2 separate regions of the Homo sapiens genome follow, and region 2 is linked to region 1. The links are chromatin contacts, found by Hi-C in ENCODE. All regions are on one chromosome and are shown on one strand. Each heading gives the region's core, a stretch centred on a gene start or an enhancer-like site at or near the end of the contact. The rest is flanking DNA. Distances are from core to core; before and after follow the strand shown. Region 1 has its middle 67 kb from the start of PCED1B. Region 2 has its middle 110 kb from the start of SLC38A1.

Region 1 (7,323 bases), core at 4,280-6,779:
GGGGAAAAGAGTTCCAGACAGAATAAACAGCAGTTGCAAAGATCCTTGGATGAAAACAAAGTTGGTAAGTTCAAGAAAGAGAAAGAGGGCAATGAGGCTGGATTAAAATCAGCAAGGGGAAGAGTGAAGAAAGTGTAGAGATGTAGTCATCTTTGTAAGCCATCGCTTTGTAAGGGCTTTGAGTTGTGGTAAATGCTTTGGGTTTCATTAAAAAATAAAGAAGGTGGGAAGCTTGAGAGGTGTTCCAAATCTTTGTTCAGCTCTCTTCCTGGACACCTAGCCAGGCCACACTTCACAGCATACGTTGCAGCTCAGTGTGGTCATATGACTGAGAGCCAGCCTGTGGAGTGTGAGTGGAAGTGAGGTGCACTACTTCCAGGATTGAACAATAAAAATTATCCACCCACGCATCTCTGTGTCATTCCTCCTTTCTTGCCTTCAGGGATAGAACGGTGGATGACAGCCTTCAAATCCATATGTTGAAGATGGCAGAGCCACCATCACCTGGAAACCTAATGACCACATTGAGAAAAGCCTGGCCAACAACCAGTTCACTCACCAAAAACTCTTACGTGAGAGAGAATTAACTTCCATTTTGTCGAGGCATAACACACGTGGGTCTATGTATTATCACAACCTAGTCTACCATAACTTCCCCAGTATCCATTCTGCCCTTTTGCTATTGCAATAGAACCCTTAATTTTCAGCTTAGCACTTGAGTACACGGAATAAAGATTGTATTTCTAAGCGTCCCTTGCAGTTAAGTGTGGTAGCACAACTAATTTTGGGCTAAAATGGTATGAAGTGGAAGTGATATACATATATATATATTCCCAAAGGGGCATAGCCTCCTCTTTTCCACTTCCCACTGGCCTGAAAGCAGATGTGGTGATGTCGAGTCACCTTGAACCATATGGACAAGTTTTATACTCTATGCATAACAGAAAAATAAGATGAAGTAGCTTGGGTCCCTGAACTGTGGAGGCATCATTAACCTCACGATCTTATTAAGCCTGCAGCTATTTGGAGTACAAAAATTAATTCAAGATGGATTAAAGACTGAAATGTTAGACGTAAAACCATAAAAACCCTAGAAGAAAACCTAGGCAATACCATTCAGGACATAGGCATGGGCAAGGACTTCGTGACTAAAACACCAAAAGCAATGGCAACAAAAGCCAAAATAGACAAATAGGATCTAATTAAACTAAAGAGCTTCTGCACAGCAAAAGAAACTACCATCAAAGTGAATAGGCAACCTACAGAATGGGAGAAAATTTTTACAATCTACCCATCTGACAAAGGGCTAATATCCAGAATCTACAAAGAACTTAAACAAATTTACAAGAAAAAATCAAACAACCCCATCAAAAAGTGGGCGAAGGATATGAACAGACACTTCTCAAAAGAAGACATTTATGCAGCCAAAAGGCACATGAAAAAAATGCTCATCATCACTGGGCATCAGAGAAATGCAAATCAAAACCACAATGAGATACCATCTCACACCAGTTAGAATGGCGATTATTAAAAAGTCAGGAAACAATAGGTGCTGGAGAGGATGTGGAGAAATAGGAATGCTTTTACGCTGTTGGTGGGACTGTAAACTAGTTCAACCACTATGGAAGACAGTGTGGTGATTCCTCAAGGATCTAGTACTGGAAATACCATTTAACCCAGCCATCCTATTACTGGGCATATACCCAAAGGATTATAAATCATGCTGCTATAAAAACAGATGCATACGTATGTTTATAGTGGCACTATTCACAATAGCAAAGGCTTGCAACCAACCCAAATGTCCATCAATGGTAGACTGGATTAAGAAAATGTGGCACATATACACCATGGAATAGTATGCAGCCATAAAAAAGGATGAGTTCATGTCCTTTGTAGGGATATGAATGAAGCTAGAAACCATCATTCTGAGCAAACTATCACAAGGACAGAAAACCAAACACCACATGTTCTCACTCATAGGTGGGAATTGAACGATGAGAACACTTGGGCACAGAGTGGGGAACATCACATACCGGGCCCTGTCGTGGGGTGGGGGGAAGGGGGAGAGACAGTATTAGGAGATATACCTAATGTAAATGATGAGTTAACGGGTGCAGCACACCAACATGGCACATGTATACATATGTAACAAACCTGCATGTTGTGCACACATACCCTAGAACTTAAAGTATAATAATAATAATAATTTTTAAAAAAACAGAAAAAATATAGAAAAGAAAAAAAAAGAAAAAGAAAATGGAGTAGCTTGGGTCTCTGACCTGTGGAGGCATCATTAACCTCGCTATCTTGTTAAACCTACAGCTATTTGGAGTTTCATTTTCAATAGTTACCTATATGCTGAATAATCTAGAAGTCATCAGGAGGCTTTAAGTAGGTGAAACATAATTCAACACAGACTGGTTTATATGTTACAACTCTGGCTGCTGGGTGGAAAATAAGCTGTGGGGGAGGGCAGAGTAAAATCAGGGAAAGCAGTTAAAATGCTATTGCAGTAATCTAGGTGACAGATGATGGAGCAAGCTAAGGAGGAAAGAAGTAGTAGGATTCAGAGTTTTTGGAAGGTGGTGCCAATGGTATCTAATATAGGCTTGAGGTAAGGTGATTGTCAGAAAGAGAAGAGAAAATGACTCTGGTTTCTGACTTAAGCAATTGGGCAAACAGGCCACTAACTGAGATGGAGAACATTGGGAAAGAAGCAAGTTTGAGGAAGAAAATCAAACTTTTTTTAAAATTTTTAGCTAGTTATTCAAATGGAGATAGCAAGTGACATTCTATGGAATCTAGAAACTTCCAGCTTGGAGTTTAGGAAAGATGTTAGGCTAGAAACAAAACTTTGGGAAAATCATTAATAAATTTATAATACAATGTACTAGCATAATATCAAAGGGCTCCATTTATGGCAAGAATCCAGATACAATAGAGGCAATATCATGTTGGATTGGCCCAACATAACATTGCATATTTTTCTAATTGGCAACAAAATATGACTTAATACTTACATGATATTCTTGTTTATTTATAATTGGCATGTAGAACAATAATTGGTATCCAGTTCTGGGTCCTTCAGGATGACATGATATTAAGAGACAGGACAGATATTATTGGCATAATACACAAGAAGACCTTGGTGAATTATCTTCTACTTGTGTTTTTAATCACGTTAACTATAGAAGCATTCCTGTCTATGTTGTACTATTTGTCTTTCAAGGGACTGGGAAAGGCTTCATCACTGGGCACTATGCTTGCTGAAGAATAGAAGGAAATGGCATTTGCACTTCCAAAGTCACAGGATAAAAGAGATGCCTCCCACTGTCATCTTCTACCCTCTTTGTGGGTACTTATTCTCTGGGTAATTATTGTCTAATTTTCCTGTTTGATATTAGCCTCACCCTTAGCACCTAGGAAGGAATTGAATGAATACTTTCCTGAGGCTCTAAGACTCACATAAAGCCCACATGCATAATGGGATTAACTATCTAGACTGAATGACTTTTCCCAGTTAATGTAAGTACTATTTACAAGAGTCAGCTTAATATTTTTGAAATGGGAAGCCTTCCTTGCCTCTTGCACCTGCTGGTGGCTCCAGGCGTTCTTTGACTGTGGCTGCATAACTCCAATCTCTGCCTCTGCCTTTACCCCTCTATTCTTTTCTGTGTCTCTTTTAAGGATACTTGTCATTGAATATAAGACCCACCTAGACAATCCAGGATGGTCTCATCTTGAGATCCTTAATTAATTACATCTAAAAAGACTATTTTTCCAAATAAGGGCATGTTCAGTTTCCAGAGATTAGAATGTGGACATATATTTTGGGGAGTCACCATTAAACCCACTGCAGTCTCAAGTCTTGTCAATCATTAGAACCACCTAGATAACTTGATAAAGTACAGATTCTCAGGTCCCATCCTTAGCCATTCGAATTCCATAGACCGGGTTTGTATGCATGTTTGTGTTTTATTGTAGATAAGAACTAAATCTAGGTTTAAAAAAGAAAATCACTAGGTGATTCTGATGGTTATTGTCCCCTATTCTTTCAAGATCTTAATTTTGGAAAATGTCATTGTTATCTGTTACATCATCAATGCAGTGAAAGACAATAGCATATCAAGAATGGCAAGATGGTATGGGGGAAATTGTGGGCTTGGAAATCAACCAAGGCTGAACCTGAAATTTGGCGATATCTTGTGTTATTACTTAAATTCTGTGAGCATCAGTTTTCTCACCTGTAGAATGGAAGTCTTTACATTATAGTGTTATTGTGAAGATTAATGAGATAACGTATGTAAAACCCCAGCACGTGCTCAGTGATCAATTAAATGGAAACTATTATTAGCAAAAGGTGGATCTGGCAGCCTATGTTAATCCATGTAGCTATAATACAATCATCCAAACTGACTCATTAATCATATGTCATGATTTGCTTAATTTTGATATATAAAAAGAATAGTATTTATAAATTTTGGAATTATGAACAGGTTCTATAAAACAATGAGAGAGTGTAATGGAAAATATTACCTCTTTAATTATTATAGTGATGATTTTTCAACTTCCATATAGTTTCCAAAACCCTAGGTAAATGAAAAATCTCTAATGTTCAATTGATTAAGTGGCTTCACCCAAACTTCTCCTATGGACTATATTCTGTCTCCCCAAAATTCATATATTGAACGTCACAAGGGTGGGATGCCAATCTAATAAGACAGTGGCTTTATAAGAAAACAAAGAGAGAGAGAGATCTTAAGCAATCTTTCTCTGCCATGTGAGGACACAGTGAGAAGGCAGCCATCTGCAAACCAAAAAGAGACCCCTCAATGTTGAACTTCCAGCTTCCAGAACTATGAGAAATATACATCATTTAAGCCACTCTGTTTGTGGTATTTTGTTATGGCAGCCCTAGCAGATGAATACACCCCCCCATCTAGCCTATATCCCTTTTTAGCATGATTCTTAGAAAATATGTCCTCATTGTTGTCATGAACATTTCCCAGGCCTGCTACTTCTCCTTAATTCTAATAGATGGGGTAAAGGAAAGTTATGTGTTACATGGGAGACAACAGAGAGTGTTTCCTATTAATTTGTAAGAAACCAAGCTCATCAAGCACAAACTATCATCAGTATAGACTTCTTTAATGGGATTATCAGACCCATAGTTTCTCTTAATTCAGGATGGATATTTTTCCTTGAGTAATTTTTTTTCCTCTTTCTGTGAGTAAATTCTCTGGCCATCTAGGTAAATTTATTGCTCATACTTCTGTTCAAAAAGCTTTGATATTCACCGTTGCTTTCAGAATGGCCGGAGGACCCATCAATTCATAACTGCAAAGACCTCCAATTCCTTAACTCCTACTCCTCTTTGTGTAAACTTTTGATCCAAACTGTATGCTGATGTCCTACTGACCAGCATTGTTCTTTCACTTTCTCACATTTTTCCATCTCATTCCTTCTACCTCACATGCCCTGCTAGCACAGTCAACTATATCCAATCTAAACAACAGGTCCTACTTCACCTCCTACCAGCTCCAAGAAGGCTTTGCTGACCACTCCAGGAAATGACTCAGTCCATGCTAGCTTTATCCTTGTTGTGTCACATTACTCTCAGGACTTTGCACAGGATAAATGTTCATAAATATTAATACTTCTTGGTCTAAATATATTTCTCTATGTAAAGAGCCCTTGAACTTCTAAGGCACTTCTTGTCTGTATCAGCAATTTGAAACGAATCACGAACCTTCTGAGGACAGCCCATATGTATGTTTGTGTTATTTACATTTTCTATTGTGATTTCACTTTCTGCTTCTAGTGTGAGCTACATTGGGAGCTTCTTGAGGACTACATCCCATGAATGAGATTTGGAACTAGGAAAGACTACAGGTTCCAACCTAGACTTCCCTGCTGCTAAAATTACACTGTTTAGTAAGTCACTTCACAACCAATTTTATGAGTAAATGGAAATGATAATCCCTGTCCTTCAGGGCATGGTGGCTCACACCTGTAGCGCCAACTACTTGAGACCTGGGTAGGAAGATCTCTTGAGCTCAGGAGTTTGAGTCCAGCCTGGACAACATAGTGAGATGCCATCTCTAAAACAAAACAAAACCATAATAAGTACCTCATAGGATTTATATGAGGATAGAATGATGTATTGTAAAGTATCTAGCACAGCATCTGCCTCATGGTAAATTGTCAATATGTGGGAGCTTTATTCTTATGTCCCAGTACTCCCAACACTTTTGTAGGTTAAATATTTTTAATTGTTAATTTCAATATATATTTCTATATAAAGATAAAATGGGGGAAGGGATGCCATATTTAAATGTTTTTGTAAGGCCTCTTCTAACTCAAGATGTCCTGATGCTATAAACTTTAAAGTGTATCAGAACGCATAGCACAGAAGGCAGCACAGTGTTGAACAATAATGCTCTTTAAAGTAGCTGCTGCATTTCCCACATTTCTTTCATTGTTCAGAAAATGGCTCAATAAGCCCACTAGATGATTTGGAATTCATTCAGGTCTTGTGAGCCCATTGTTTGCAATTCTCTAACTGTCATTTTACAGTCACATTGGACCCAAAGGATAGAGTCTGAAAATTTATTGAATGATGGAATTTTCCAGTTACAGAGCAGAATCCTAATAATTCAGAGACATCTCACTCCTGTAGAGGTCCCAGAAAAAGGTTAACGTGAACACAATTGCCTGTCAAAATCTTCCAATTATAAACTAGTTACTAGTTACCTTTTCCTGCAGTTGTGTACACAAATTAATATTTAATTTGGATGATCTTCACCCAAAAATGAAGGTTATAGGAATCTGTGCTGTTGATTTAAATTAGAATATTATACTCCTTTTGTTTTTCCTTTCCCTATATTGATTCCATGCCTGAGCAGTTAAAACCTTTGTGGAACAGAGACATGACGTGGTGTCACTGTTGGCAGCACAGAAAGACACAAAGGTAGAGAGATTTCAGGAACAGCAAAATCCCTGTTTCTTCCAAATATAGCCTTTCCTGGTTTTTACTTAGCCTGAAGTTTCTACTTCTGGAATTATATTTGTGGAAATAATAGTTTTTATGCACTAGTTTTTTAGAATAGCATGTACACACATACAAAGGCACACAGCAAAAAAATGTAAAAAAACATGTGGAGGTATAGAAGGTCTACAAAGCAGTCCTGAAAAGGGGAAGGAAGTAAAAGTTTTAAATTCTGTTTGACTCTGTTGCTGAGAATATAAATTAGTACAACCACTACAGAGAACAGTTTGGTTTGGAAACAGTTTTAGTTTCCTAAAAAAACTAAAAATAGAGCT
Region 2 (6,761 bases), core at 3,494-5,993, 850 kb before region 1:
AAATTATTAATTAACAATTATAAGTATATAATAACTTAATAAGTCCCCTACTTATGATGGTTTGATTTATGATTTGTCAACTTTACGATGGTGTCAAAGCATACCCATTCAGTATGCTCTTCGACCTAAGAGGTTACATCAGGATAAACCCATTGTAAGTTGAAAATGTTATCAACTTACAATAGGTTTATTGGGATGTAACTTCATCATAAGTCAAGGAGCATCTGTAATTTTGTCTAGTTTCTTTGTCCATTCCTCCCTTTTTTCTATTCCTGTGTCTTCTTCTTGAGTTCATTTTTCATTATTTGGGAGTACATTCTTTACTAATTTTTTCAGAGATAACTCATGGTTGATAATTTTTTGAGTAGTTACATTTATAAAAATGTCTTTGCCTTCACCTAAGTTATAGTTTAGCTAGGTATAGAATTTTAGGGTCAATCTTTTCTCAGAACTTTGAGGATGTTACAATCTTCTTAATTCAGCATTATTGAAGTCTAATGTCAACATGATATTCATTCTTATATAGATCATCCGTTGTTTACCCTCTAGAAGCCTTTAGAATGCCCACCTTATTCTCTTTGTTCTGAAATTTCACAAGGGTCACTCTGAGTAAATCATTTTTTTAAAAATTTATTCTGCTTGGAACCTGGTGGTTAACAATATGAATATTTTCTTAATCTAAGAAATCTTATTTTACTAATTTCTCAATTTTTTCTCACCTACGTTTTCTCTAGAATGCCTTTAAAATGAACTCCTATTTCTAGAACCCTTATTAAATGGCTGCGGAAATCTGGGTCAATCTTTCATGTCTCTAAACTTTTCTTTGGTTTTTTTTTTTGTTTTTGTTTTTTTTTTTTTTTTTTAGACTGAGTTTCACTCTTTTGCCTAGGCTGGAGTGCAGTGGCATGATCTCAGCTCACTGCATCCTCCGCCTTCTGTTTTGAAGCGATTCTCCTGCCTCAGCCTCCCGAGTAGCTGGGATTACAGGTGTCCACCACCATGCCTGGCTAATTTTTGTATTTTTTATAGAGATGGGGTTTCACCATGTTGGCCAGGCTGGTCTCGAACTCCTGACCTCAGGTAATCTGCCTGCCTCAGTCTCCCAAAGTGCTGGGATTACAGGCGTGAGCCACTGAGCCTGGCTCTTTGTATTCTTTATTCCTTTATGTTTTCCATTGTTTTGAGAGCATTCTCAAAATGCTATTTGTCTATGTCCACTCTACTATTTTGCCCCTAAATCAATCTTTTTATTTTGTTTTTCAAGTCTTAAATTTCTACCATATTCAGCTAATGTTTTAGTTACAGTGTCCTTCTACATCTTTCCAGAGATTTTTATATGCTTATTCCAAAATGTTGTGAGCTCTTTTAACTATGATTCTTCAAAATGTTTTACTTGCTGAGTTTTTGCCTTTGTTTCAAGGTATTAGTGTTTTCCAAATGTTTGCAGATTCTTAGTTGTTTGTTCATCTTTGTATTTGAGAATTGGTTTGTCTCCTCTGTTTAAACACTGTTTATGTGGGAGAGATGAGAGGTGCTAACTGTTCAGCTTGGAACTGGTACTTTTTGTCTTTTCCTAGTGTAACTTCTCCACCTCCCAGAGGGCATTCTTCTTGGTTTCTTGCCCTGCTTCTCCAGCCCCAGAATGCAGGTTCACTGATTTTGCCTGTAGTAAATACTACTTCTACTTTTGTCCTGCTTTTTATCTGTCTGTATCTTTCAGTGCCTTACTTGGCTTGCCCATGGCCCCTTCATGCTGTTGGCTATAATTTCCTGAGAGAAGGGAAGAATTGGGTGGTGAGACCACCTCTACTCTTAGTTTTGTTTTGTTTCATTTTTAAGCATGGTGTAGGAACTCAGGCAATTACAAATTTTGAGAAAAAATAAAGTATGTTTAACTAAAAAAAATAGATTTCTGACTTAGGCTTTATACTGCTAACTTATTTAGCATCAAATGCTTTTTAAAACACAGGCTATGAAATAAGGAAAACTGATTTTTGAGTTCCAGTTCTGTCCCTTTTCCCAGGTGTTGTGATTCATCTGTGAACCTGAATTTTTTCATCAATAAGTTCAGGATAGTAAGAATACCTGCTGCATATATTCTGTGATGATGAAATATAACAGTAAAAGTGAAAGTACTTTGAGAGCATCAAAGAGCCACTAACAGTTTATTATTTATGGCACTAAATAATGCCCCACTCAGACCTTTGGTAGGAGGATAAAGTAGGTAGTAGGAAAATATAATAAAAGACTGAGGTACCCAAGATGAGGAAAGAGGAGATTGCCACAGGCTCTTGTCCTGAACTCTTGTTTTATAAACTTTGCTCTCTATTCTTTAGAATTCCTAAAACCAAGATTTTCTGCATGTCAGATCCAGGAACTTTGCTTTCCTTATGGCATAAAAGCTAGCCAAAAGAATCACTGTGAAGGTTCTCATCAACCAGAGTAGATAATTGGTTATGGGGTATGAAGGATGGCTACTGATACTCAGTAGACAGGATTCTAAAATTATATTAACTTTTTCCTAGAACTTTATCAAAGTGACAGTTTTATATGTATCTCTGTGTACAAGAATTTGAAGCTAGCTAAAATCTAAATCTGAAAATATCTTCTATAAAAGAGAGGACTTTGTAGTTTTTTTTTCTTTCTCTCTCAGTGATGAAAAACTGGATAGAACCATAAACACTTCAAAGGATGAGAAATCCACATGGGCTGGAGTCCTAGCCAGAGTCCTTGCCAAGATCACTTTCCTCAGAGGATTTTCATGCTCTTCCTTTCTTTGGGGAATCAAATTTCCCAGCCACCTCAGCCCAAGACGTGCTGTAGTTACATGTACTCACTTTGTGGCTTTATATTAAGAGGTAAAATGAGGAGTGGTAATGCTAAAAGGCAGTGGGTATGGAGAGATTTCCTTTGGATGTGCTTTCACTTGGGTTATACCAGGTACTTGGAATTCTGTGTTTTACTTTTGGATAAAATAATTCTTTGCCAAAATGTTTTCTTCACTAGCGTGAAGCCATCTAGCTGAATCAAAATGGAGCTGCTGCCTGCCTACAGATTTTTTATGTGGGTGAACATTATTGTTTTTTAGAGAGGTGAGAATATTTATTTCCTTCCATTTTCATTCTTCAGAGATTATTCTATCACTTTGGATTCAGCACAGGTTACCCAGCAATTACTACTCACTCTTCTTGGGTTCAAATAAATGAGTTTGGTCCAACGTTTCCTGTATTTTAAAATGGAGGCAGTTCATGACGATCAGGATTTGGGGAGGAAGTGGATTTAATTAGACAAGGAAGAGGGTAGGAGACTGGACACCATTTGGGGCTATTTTCAGCTAGTTGAGCCAAATTGTTATTGACCTAAAGCTGACAGTTTTTCTGTGGCCTGCACAATGTGAATTTAGTGAGCTCAGCCAATTCTCAGAGGACAAGCTCTTATATTTCTAGACATACCAGCAGTGGTTCCCGACATTTAGATTTCATGGACAAGTACAATTAAAAATAAAAGAAGTATGGAGATAGAGAGAAGCCAAAAAATCTTAGGAAAAGGTCAGCCCTTTAAATGGAATACTTTCAAATATATGAAAGAAAAAAAAAAAACCTCACTTCAATGTGCTCGATTTTCTCATTTTTTTCCTGGCCAGTGAAAACTAGATCCTGGGACAGCACTGGACACACACAGATGTTTGAGAACTACTGTTCCCAATCTATGAATGAGGCTGTAACTTTTCAACCTGCAAATTCACTTCAGATATTTAAGAAGAACCTTCTAAGTGAAAATATGAAAGTGAACAAAAGCTTTCCTTTTTAAATACACTTGTGTAACCAATTGTTTGGAACAAGTCACCAATGATGCCTTACTTCAGTTCACTATTCTTTCAAATAAAAGATGTATTTGTGAAATTATAATCATTCAAATAGCCATTTTGAGGGCTATGTTTTTTTTTTTTTTCAGTCACAAATCTAAGTGACCCTGAGAATTGTAAAAAGATACTATGGAAATATCAATAGTGTTTTTATGTTTTGAGCCAATGATTTTAAACTTCCACTTGCTAAAAAAAATCAAGAAAGATGAAGTATGAAAACAAGCACGTAGATCTTTCTTTTGTATTACATGTGTGTAACTAAGAAGCCAGTACTCAGATAAATGGCTACAATCTTAATAGCTCGCTCCTGGAAAGCCAAAACTGCATTTCTCTTTTGTCAGGACTGGAAGCATGTAAATTGATTGCCCAATTAAGGAAAGGTTGACTGAAGGTGAGTAAGGTTTCAATGTTCCTGACTTAATTGCTCAACAAGCTTTATTAAGGGGCTAAATGGAGCAGCAAGGGAGTGGCTGGAGTGCAAGGGACTGCTTCTCACCGAGTATTATTGGACGGCTGCCAAAGACAGTTAAAAAATAAAATAAAATAAAGCTGCTCAAGCGTCTTATGCCATGAAGAACAAGATTCTTCATGTTGGGGCTCGCAGTTTTAGTTATAGCAAACTGATTACAACATACATAATTTCTAGTTACAGATAAGGGGCCATTTGCACAGCATCTAGTAGTTTTCATATAATCTTGCCCTGGATTCTGTAAGTTAATAGAGGTAATATATTATTATGGAAAAAGATGGAATCTGGCAAAGATCTCAGGCACTGAAGGAACCAGCTGTTCCGTAGCAATGTGATTTTGCACGCTTCTTGGGGCCTGGCATTCTTAAACTTCCACCAGCGTTAATTCTTACTGGTGAGTTTTCGCTCTACTGGGCCTGCTTATGCAACTCAGTGGCCCAAAAGTCTGATGTCACAGCCTAATGCTGCGTGTCCTCTGCCAAGAGTCTTTTCTGTGGGCACACATTTCTGATGAGAATCTACCCTGTTTTGACTCTTGACTGCATCAGTCTCTGGCAATTACCCTTGTGAAAATAACTCCTTTTTCAAGCATGCAATGTGTCTGGCTTTTATCCAATGGTTTAATCACAAACTCTCTGTGACAGCTTTACCTTGAGCAGCCCCTTAGGGAATTCAGAAGAGCTAGGGTTGCATTTGGACTCTCTAACTACAACATTCTTTTGGCTTTTATGCTGGCCTCAGATCTGGTCTAAACAATGATTTTGTACTTGCTGAGCAGAGTTTTTCACTACTTTGTTCCATGAATTCAAAGGAAGCATGGAAAATGGCACAGATAAGATCATCTTAATGTTAATAGGGGCGCTTATTGTGGGCTTACTATGTGACAGATACTGTGCTAGAAAATTTACAATATGCTATCCAGTCTAATTATTCCTTACAACCATTCTATGGGATGACTATTATTATTCCCACTTTCTGGTTGCGGACACTGAGACTGAAGGAGATTAAGGAAACCTGCCCAATGTCACTTAGCTTTTAAGTAGCAGAGGCAGGATTCCAACCAAGGTCAGTCTGAGTCCAGAGCCATGTTCCTACCTCCTTGCAAATTCTCCTAGACAATACATTTGTCCTTGGGCCTTGTGGGGGAATTGTGGAACAGAAGAACAGGCATTAACACACAGAGAGAGACACACACAGACACACACACACAGACTCCAGAGTCTAGCTTTGCTTCCCATCAGACATGGGACTAGTGCTCATAGAGCTGACTGGGGATATCTCTACCTGCCTAGGACACCAAATCTCTGTAAAAGACAGCCCGCTTCCTGAAGCCTCGTCTAGTGGAGGGAGGTTCTGACATACTGTTTTGTTCAGGCTGGTCCTCCACCCCAAGAATGGAGCTCTGCTTCCTACCCTACCTACCTAAGGACTACTCTCCAAAGGAGTACAAGAACCCAAGCCAGTTCACTGCAAGGCAGGTTATGCTGGATGCCTTTTTGGGCAGGATGTAAGGCCTGTTTCCTACCTTATTTCCATTTTGTGTGGTGGTCTGATATAAGGCTTTGCTTGTGGGCAGTGTTGTAGCACTGGTTATAGCTGAAACTGCCCCATGAGGACAGGCTCCTTCATCAGTTAACCCACTTACCATAGAAGTTGGACCCTCCTTACCAAATTTGTCTCTAGTAAACGGTGTTATGAGGTTCTAGCCTAGATTTAATAAATTTACATCGTATGCTTCCCCACCCCCAACAAAGTTGGGAAAATTGAAAAAAAAAAATAGTCACTTTCACAGTATTATTTTGAGAACTGAAAAGTACGAAGTAATACAAAATTAATAGAAATTTCAAAATGACAAGCATTTTGATATGTCCTTCTAAAATACTGATAAAGAGAATTCTTCTTTCTGAAAGCAACTGGGTTCTGAAGAGACAGGGTGTGTTGAAATTTCCTATGCTTTTAAATGGTTCTGGAATTCTACTTGATTGTTGGGGATTTGGGGTATCATTTGGAAAGCAAGATAACCCAAGAGCAAAAAACAGTCTTTTGGAATTATCCTAATATCTGCTGAATTCTCTTTAGCTTCGATGATAATGAAGGTGAACTGGGCAAAAAGAGTTTGCTTTGAAGTCTCCTTTAATAAAAGCCAAATCATTTTGTTTTAGAGAGACGTTGGAAAGATAGGTATTCTGTTAGCTAAATTTCCTCTATTGAGTTTCCCTTTAAGAAATAATCTAGAAGATCTTAAGATCATCTGATTATTTGCTGAAATCAAATTATGATAACTGGGGAACCCCTTAGATATGACTTTCTACCTGTTTGGTACCAGACAGTGGGTTGCTCGGCGAGGAAAGCATACTTACAGATTGCAGTTCATGATTGCATTGTTCTAAATCATGGATGATGCTACAGATGATAGTCTGTCTACTG

What was found. A loop is a pair of places that touch in the nucleus more often than their neighbours do. Pooled maps may share reads with other maps.
Region 2: a map of PC-9 shows a loop between it and region 1 (4-fold over the local background). The contact joins two enhancer-like sites. A Hi-C loop is called at or near these places in 15 of 168 maps with a recorded cell type or tissue (A673, B cell, CD4-positive, alpha-beta T cell and 11 more), 7 of 37 single-sample maps with no recorded cell type and 20 of 50 pooled maps.

What each region holds. Positions count from the first base shown.
Region 1 is chr12:47,009,107-47,016,429 of GRCh38, forward strand. No RefSeq gene overlaps it. Among named protein-coding and RNA genes, the nearest start is that of PCED1B, 67 kb to the right of the region's middle. Within about 2 kb of position 5,530, at least 2 of the 41 ENCODE cell types and tissues checked have a DNase peak (open chromatin) inside an H3K27ac peak, as active enhancers do.
Region 2 is chr12:46,155,953-46,162,713 of GRCh38, forward strand. No RefSeq gene overlaps it. Among named protein-coding and RNA genes, the nearest start is that of SLC38A1, 110 kb to the right of the region's middle. Within about 2 kb of position 4,744, at least 7 of the 41 ENCODE cell types and tissues checked have a DNase peak (open chromatin) inside an H3K27ac peak, as active enhancers do.